Linked DNA regions of Mus musculus: region 2 is linked to region 1. The links are chromatin contacts, found by Hi-C or POLR2A ChIA-PET in ENCODE. All regions are on one chromosome and are shown on one strand. The core of a region is the stretch at or near the end of the contact, and the rest is flanking DNA. Distances in the headings are between cores, read along the strand shown. Region 1 holds the start of Akap13 (A kinase (PRKA) anchor protein 13). Region 2 has its middle 22 kb from the start of Gm46017.

The links. Hi-C counts contacts between places; a loop is a spot of excess contacts on that map. ChIA-PET counts read pairs that join two places held with the same protein, here RNA polymerase II (POLR2A).
Region 2: POLR2A ChIA-PET joins it to region 1 with 13 read pairs in Patski. The contact joins the enhancer-like site here to the promoter of Akap13 in region 1. A Hi-C loop is called at or near these places in 5 of 37 maps with a recorded cell type or tissue (Patski, T-helper 1 cell and heart). POLR2A ChIA-PET finds 5 or more read pairs at or near these places in 3 of 5 experiments (Patski and embryonic stem cell).

Annotation. Positions count from the first base shown.
Region 1 is chr7:75,453,477-75,457,414 of GRCm38, reverse strand. It overlaps Akap13 (A kinase (PRKA) anchor protein 13), which reads right to left and starts at 1,881. Exons shown (of 37, transcript NM_029332.1): 1 at 1,667-1,881.
Region 2 is chr7:75,413,530-75,417,467 of GRCm38, reverse strand. No RefSeq gene overlaps it. Among named protein-coding and RNA genes, the nearest start is that of Gm46017, 22 kb to the left of the region's middle. Within about 2 kb of position 1,832, at least 1 of the 3 ENCODE cell types and tissues checked has a DNase peak (open chromatin) inside an H3K27ac peak, as active enhancers do; it is heart, where a contact is called at or near this core.

The sequences.
Region 1 (3,938 bases), core at 632-3,131:
TAAACACCAACTGTGTGGACTTTTCTAGAAAAAAAAAAAAAAAAAAAAAAAAAAACAACACACACACAGAGCATAGCAAAATACCACCCATCACAATCCTTAAGGTGTAAAAAGACTAGAAAAGACCATTTATACTACACATAGTTCCCATTTAGTGAAGCAAATACCCTAGAACAAAAGTATGTGTAGCATGTTACCACAGTCCAGAGAAGGTGTCCTGGCCACCCGATTTTGCAGTATTTGTTTATATTATGTAACTAACCAATAACTCCCAACTTCTGTCCACCTCCTTTGCTCACCACACCCACCCCAGAAAGGAAAATTAAGCACAAAGACTGTGAGTCCTGAATCCCTGTGCCTTCAGAATATTTTTCCTTGGTTTCATCAGGTAAACGAAGCTGGGTTTCATACAAAGAAAAGCCAAAAACAAAACAGAAAACCCCACACACCACTTGTCCATGTTATTCACATAGAAAAAAAAAGCAAAATGCCATGAGCAGTAGCCTTCAAAGAAAAATTTAAGTTTAACAAATGTCAAAGAAATACAACTAAAATTAACATGAAGTGACGGGGGGAGGGGGGTGGGGGGGAGGCATTGTGTTTCAGTATGAATGATAGGGTTCTCTCTTGGGAGCTAAAACTGAATTACCATTACAGCGCAAGTCTAGTCAACGAAATGCAGCGGAATGATTCCCAAGAGATGATGGTGTACAAAGTGACACACTGGTTTATCTCAGAGTCATCTCGACTGATAGGAACTTCTTTACAGACAATGAATGCACGTTCAAGAACTGGAGCGCTCCTCCTGACCCGGGCAATCCAAAAGTTTGGGGGGTGGGGGTTTAAATGAGTAAGTGACTTCGGGAAATCATGAGGGTAGTAACAAAAAACAGACAGACAGACAGACAGACAAAAAGGCACATCACTTTGTAAATCTGCTCAACGCAATGAACTCTCAAAATAACTTCATTATGAAGGGGAAAAGCAAAGACTGAAACACTCAGAGATTGCTCAATCCATTTTCATTGTGAACTCCTGAGTTCACAGTAGAGTCTAGACACTTAGAGTTAGCCAATATTTTCAGCCGAAAGACAGACACTTTCTTAGCGAGAAATAAACTGAGGGTGCGTCTCGCACCCCAGTTAAGTGTCAGCGAGCCTATTTACGAAAAGCAGTGATTCGCTAGTTCTCAAAGTGCTTGCACTAGAGCTCGAGGGGCAGAGGAGTCGAATGCGCCACCGTTCCCGGGGCGCCCACCGCGCCCCCCTCCCCATCTCGGGAGAAAGCCCCCAAAGGTGGCCGGGGCGCGCAGTGTTTACCCGGCTTGACTGCCCCGGGGAGCTGCTCGTTCCCGGAGCCGCACTCTCTGTTCGAGCGGCGCGCCCCACCGAGCAGCCGTCCCTCAGAGGAGAGCCGCAGCCGGCGCCACAGAAGCGGGCAGCAGAGGAACGTGGGTCCGAGGAGGCCGGGATCGGCGGCCGCGCTATCCACCCCTGGCTGCCGATGCTAAGAAGGGTCCGCCACCCGCGTCGCGCCCGCGCGTCCCCGCGTCCCGCAGCTCGCGCGCGCGGCCGAGAGCAGCCGAGGGGGAGGGGCGGCTGCGCGCGCGCCCCCTCCTCAGACGCCCAAACTTCCCTCAACTCCCTCAACTAAGTTGCGCTCTCACCGTGCGGCTCCCCGGGCTCCCCCGCGGGCCGAGCCGGAGCAGCTCCGCGCCTTGGCCGCGGAGAAGGACAATAGGCGGCCGCTCCCTCGGCGGCGGCGGTGACGGCTGGAGCAAGGAGCAAGCACGGCGGTCTCAACCGAGCCCAAGAGCTTAGCAGCAGCAGCTCCGGCTCTGCGACCGCCCTGCACACAGACCTGCCCACCCGCGCATGCGCCGCCTGCGGCCCGGGGTGGGCGGTGCAACGAGCCAAGCCTAAAAGTTTCTATTGGACAATTAGACTACCCATCATGTTCTGTGAGCCCAATAGGAAGGCTTCTTGGCAGTTGGCTCTGGTTGCTAAGGAACGATGAGGTTGACCGCCACTGCTGCCAGGCGGCAAAGTGATCAAAGTCGGGTGGCTGGCAGCAGCTGCTGGGGAAATGCCCACCCACCTTCTCCTATCCGCCCCATCACCGGAAGCCACCCTTCCTCTGTGCGCCTGGTGCTTACCTAAGTCGGAGCACTTACCACACGTTGACGCTAAGACTCAATAGAGTCTTCTTAAGAGTCCAAGGTGGAGCGGCACAAAGTACTCAAGTATGTTGGATGGGTGAAGATTGTCACAGTGACTTTGAGCTATTCGATCACCACAAAATCATTGCCTTTGAGTTGCTATGGACTTCAGAAACCATCTAGTTGCTTCGGAGAAACCAAGTATGGACATGTTCCAATGGTGACCCAAGATACTACATTAATTGGTACAAAAAGAAACTTCTTTTTGATAGTTACATATTGTAATGTGTTATTAAGGGAAAACATGCCTATAATGCCAAACTATTTTGACATGTTATTTTTTCGGTCAATAGAAAGTTGGGGGGGGGGGGAGCCGGGGATTATGAATATTACGCAAGAAATGTGAGGTTTTCTGTGCAGTTTAATATTTATTGTGGTCGAAGTAAGAAAGGTAGTTTCCTAGGAGGAGAAGGGTATTGACTGGGAAGGAACAGAATGGAATCTCTGCGAGTACTGGCCTTGCATTTTTATTTAGGTGATCAAAACATATTAATATGAAAATATTATGTGGCTGTACCCCTAAGATAAATACCCCATTGGGGGACAGTTTCCTTTAAGTATTGGACTCCCTCTGGCCAACCATCTCCCAGTAGATGACCCAGCACCCACACAGCTATGGACAGTACAAGTTGAACACAGTGGATCATAAGTTTTTTTAAAGAGCAGAAGGAGAATAAGAAGTTGAGAGGGATGGGTTGGGAGAATGTGGCCAAAGTATATTATATGAATGAAGAAAATGTTCAAAGAATTATATGAAAAGATTAACTTCATATAATTTCAAAGTCAGTTTAAAAAAAATAGTAATACAAGATATGGACCTGCCAAAAACTGCAAGAATGGAAGTCACTGTCATTTGGGAAGTTTTAATCCAGACAAGGTCACTACCATCATGAAAATATTTAACAGAAAGTATTATCAGTGCCTGGTGATTGTACCAGGCATTTTCTGTTGTTAAATGTCACTTTCCCTTTTTAAAATTATTTTAATTGAAAAGATGCTTCATATAACATGTTTTGATCTTGTTTTCCCACTCTCCAGTTCCTCTCAGATCCTCCCCACCTCCCTACTCATCCAACTTCATGTTTTTTCTTTTCTTCTTCCTTCATAAAACAAAAGCAAAAAGTACGAAACACAAAAATGGAAATCAAACAATCAAATCCAGGATCAAGTCCAAAAAGAAAAAGAAAGCCAAAACACAGCACAATGAAACAAAAAGTCCACAAAAATACCACTGAGTCCATTTTGTGTTGGCCAATAACTGGAACATGAGGCCTGCCCTGAAGTGTGATTGATAAAACCAGTGAGAGTGCATTGGAGAAAACGGATTATCCCTTTGCCAGGGCATATTGATTGTATATATCTTCTTGCTTAGAGGCTGGGAGCCTATGACCCCTTCCTCCCTCTAGATGCTGGGACTCCTGGCTTGAACCTTTGCAAATCTTTTGTGTGCCAACACTGCATGAGTTCATATGCATATCAGTCCTATTGTGTCTGGTAGTCACTGTTTCTTGTAGTCATCCATCACCTCTGTCTCTTACAGTCTTTCTGCCTCCTCTTCCTCACTCCTTCCTGACCCTTGAGGGCAGGGGGTTGGTTAGAAGGTCCCGTCTAGGACTAATGCTCCAATGTCTGTCCCACTCTATATGTTGTGCACTTTTTGGTCTCTATGTTAATTCCCATCCACTACACGAAGCTTCTCTGATGTGGATTGAGCAAGGCC
Region 2 (3,938 bases), core at 583-3,082, 40 kb after region 1:
AAAGAATAAGGGGAAGGGGAAGAAGGGGAAGGGGAAGAAAGGGAAGGGGAAGAAGGGGAAGAAGAAGGGGAAGAAGAAGAAGGAGAAGGAGAAGGAGAAGGAGAAGGAGAAGGAGAAGGAGAAGGAGAAGGAGAAGGAGAAGGAGAAGGAGAAGGAGAAGAAGAAGAAGAAGAAGAAGAAGAAGAAGAAGAAGAAGAAGAAGAAGAAGAAGACAACCAGTTTCAGTAGAAGACAGAAGACTCCCTGGAAGCTCAGGGCCAACTAGCCAGTAATGTGCAAAGAGGAAGAAAGAGGAGAAACTCTGCCTCAAAAATCGTATGGAAGGGGACAACTTTGAGAAAAGTCTTTTGGTTTTTTTTCTATCTAAGGCTTTATCTATCAAAGGCAAAGAGTCCTAGTTCCTGAACCTCCTCCTTTGCACCAATAGGCCAATGGAGTTAGATTGTGAAGGTCAACTCCCACAAATGGGATGAGAGGCAGGGATAAAAGACTTTCTTGGCCATGGTGCTCACTAGACCAATTTGGACCTTGAAACACTCTTTTCCCCCAAATAAATGACTTACCAAGCTCCTTTTGAATTGGTTTTGTGTTCCTTTGTGGGACACTGAGATTATTCTGTTTCTAAAATGGACTGGCATCCAAAAGTGTACATACACACACACTTTAGAAAACCCAGCCAAATAATACTAGTAATAATTATAATCTGCCCTTATGGTTTACAGGAGATAGAAACTAGAAAAAGGGAACAAATGGCTGTGATTGGCTGAGTCCAGTTGCCTGCCAAGGGTGGGGAGTGTCAATTTACAAACAGTACAAACATATGGGGTTCATTTGCCAGGAACAAATGAATGACTGCTAAGAAGAGAAAGCAACTATCCCCTGTATCTGTGATCCAAAAGGAATTCTTTTAATCTTGTTTTGGGAGCTGTCCATATAGTGTGCTCCATAGCCAAAGGATGCTTCAGACCAGATCTCTTCCTGGGACGTGGTCTGTGGAGAGTCCAAGGTCATTCAGTGCAGCCGGTGCTTTCTGGGTTCTCCTGTCACCAAGAAGGATGTGTGAGCAGCAGCATCTCTGAACCATGAGATTGGTCGGACATGTGGCTTTGGCCTGTGACCTCTTGCGCTTCCTCCTTGAGCTTCAGTGAACCACATCAGAGAAAGTGTCCAATATTTTCAGTGTCAGAAGCTCATAGATTTTAGAATCTTGATGCACTCAGACTAACCTGTATGGCACGAGACACTAGAACCCTCTAAAGACAGCACCCTAAACCACGAAGTGTGCATTTTATTTAATCTCCTATTTTCTACTCTGCTTCCGTATTAGTTCTGGGGTGAGGTTGTGATTCCATTACCTAAGACCTGTGGGCTGAAGAACAAGTCATGTGACTTCCTGGTCTTCAGCTTTCTCATTTGAATCTCAGGACTGTAAGCTGAATCAATAAATGGGGTGTGGTGTTGCACACTTGTAATTCCTGAAGTGAGGCAGGAAGGTCAGAAAACCAAGATCTTCAGCCATCTAGCCAGTTGAATCCAGCTTGGGCTTTACCAGGCAGGCTCTGTCTCAAAACACAAAACCAAAACAAAAACCATGAAGGGCCTAGAAACAGCCTGGTTACTGGGAAAGGGCTAGTAACTACCTGGTTACCACAAGGGATCAGTAAACTATGCTCTTTCCCTTTGTTGCTGTCATTCAGTCCACGTGCTCCCTTTTCAAAGCTATTATCAGACTTCCCTGGAGTCTGTGTTACGCAATTTACAGATAAGCCAGTCAAACAGAAAAGGAATGAAAGGGATGGGCCAGAAAACCATGGGACAGAGCCTCGGGACAGGCAGTGGAGTGGAAAACCTTGGGCTTTGGAATTCCACTGGCCTTGAGTCTCACTTCCATTAGTTCTCAGACAGAAAGCTTTGGGGCAATTCCTTCATATCCCAGACAGTCAATCTCAATAATGATAAAACCAGTTATTGTTGATGGTTGTTACTGTGAGGATAAATAAAACAGGGATGTCTACAAGGAACCTAGCACTCAGTAAGGCTTTCACTTTGTTTAGAAAAGTCAACATAGCTGCAAGGTCAGGGCTGTGTACAGCTTTAACCCCAGCACTCAGGAGGACGAAGAAGGCAGAGCTCTTGTGAGTTCAAGGCTAGCCTGGTTTACAGAGTAAGTTCCAGGACAACCCAAGATACATAATGAGACCCAGTTTCAAAACAAAACAAAACTAAGTCACTATAGCTGGGTATGGTGTTGTAAGCATAGAATCCCAGAGGCAGAAAGATCAGGAGTTTGAGGCCATCCTGGGCTACAAGGAATCTTGTCTTTAAAAAAAAAATGCTGGTATAGGGGATGATATCGTGTCTGTAACGTAAACACTTGGAGGGGCTGGAAGTGGAAGGATCGCTGTGAGTTCTAGGCTAGCATGGGCTGCAGGGAATCCTGGGCTTAGAGTAAGTGAGATCTTGCCTCAACAACAATAACAACAACTATCACCAGAACACAACCAAAAACGTCATTAATGTGTAGGAAAATGTGACCGTCAAGTAAGAATCCTCCATAAAAATGCAGAGAGAACTATTAATTTTTCTGAAGCTAAAGACATCTAGACCATTGCTCATTCATTTCCCTTTCTGCTTGATTATTTTTTCCTCTTATGTTGGTGGTGAGGCAGAGAAAATAAGTCAGCCAACAATGCACGCCTGACTACCTATTGGATACAAAGAGAATGCTATGCATTATGGGTGAGGTGTCAAATAAGTAAAAGAATCTTTGTCCCCAAGAAGCTGCTGACCTAATTAGAAGAAATAAAAATAGGCAAAAGGGGCCATTTAAAACATCCACAGAACAATAGCCTGTTCACCAAAGACAGCCAATGGATGTGAAGGAGTGACCACAGGTGGCTAAAGCAGGGAGAAGAGGCCCCAGCAGAAGCCCAGCCCTGGAATAAAAGCTCTCCTGTGTGGGATGGTGACCTCATTAACTCTCTGCACACCAGGAAGGCATTGTGCTCAGGTAATGAGATAACAAGAGCAGAGGCTGTTGGGCAATTGAATGAGGTCAATCTTACATCGGTATGTTACTACCTGTTGCGGGCCTTGGAAACGTAAACAAATGCTAGCCATCTACCCAAACTGGCTTGTTGGAAAAAAAAAAAAAAAGAGTTAAAACTCTAACCTACCCACAAGACAGACACTATGCCTATGATCATTGCTTTATGTGAGTTTGAACCCCCAGGCAGTTGTTAGCGATAAAATGACCAGACCCAGGATTCTCCAGAGCTGCATCTCAGCACACACCAAGAGCTGGTGCCACTGCACAGGGTAGCTTGGATCAGCTGCCTCCTCAACCACGATGGGGCGGGGCTTGAGCTTCTGGTCCACAGCTTCATTTCCCTAAATTTCTAAGTATGGGCTTCACAGCTGGATGACGTCAGAGCACGGGGGCTTAGAGCATGGTTCTGTTCCTCAGTGGTCATGTGCGATGTATCCAGTCAGCTAATAATGGTAATTCTCTCCAGTAATTGCTGGGAGGTAATTAATTTAAAAGGCTTAGCATAGTTGCTTGGTACGTAATCACTGACTAAATGGGACTTATTATTACCTTAAACTAGTTTGAAGGTGAGTGACAAGGAGACAAATTTTCTTCAGAGCACAGAGGGCAGACTGGACTGGGACTTAACAATGCACATGTGATTTTGGCATGATGAAATGGAGACAGTTCCTTGAATCTTCAGGTTACACGTGAATGTGGAATCACCAGTGAAACATGTCTGCCTATATGTGTATGGATGTAAACTTTTTTTTTTGAATGTTCAAAATACAATTACTTTTTCCAAGGCATTGCTTAGAAATGGACCATTTATTTATCTGTGGAATATGCATACAGATAGTTAATATCTAGAACTAAATTGTTGGTATACTTAAACTGTGTCAGTATGCAG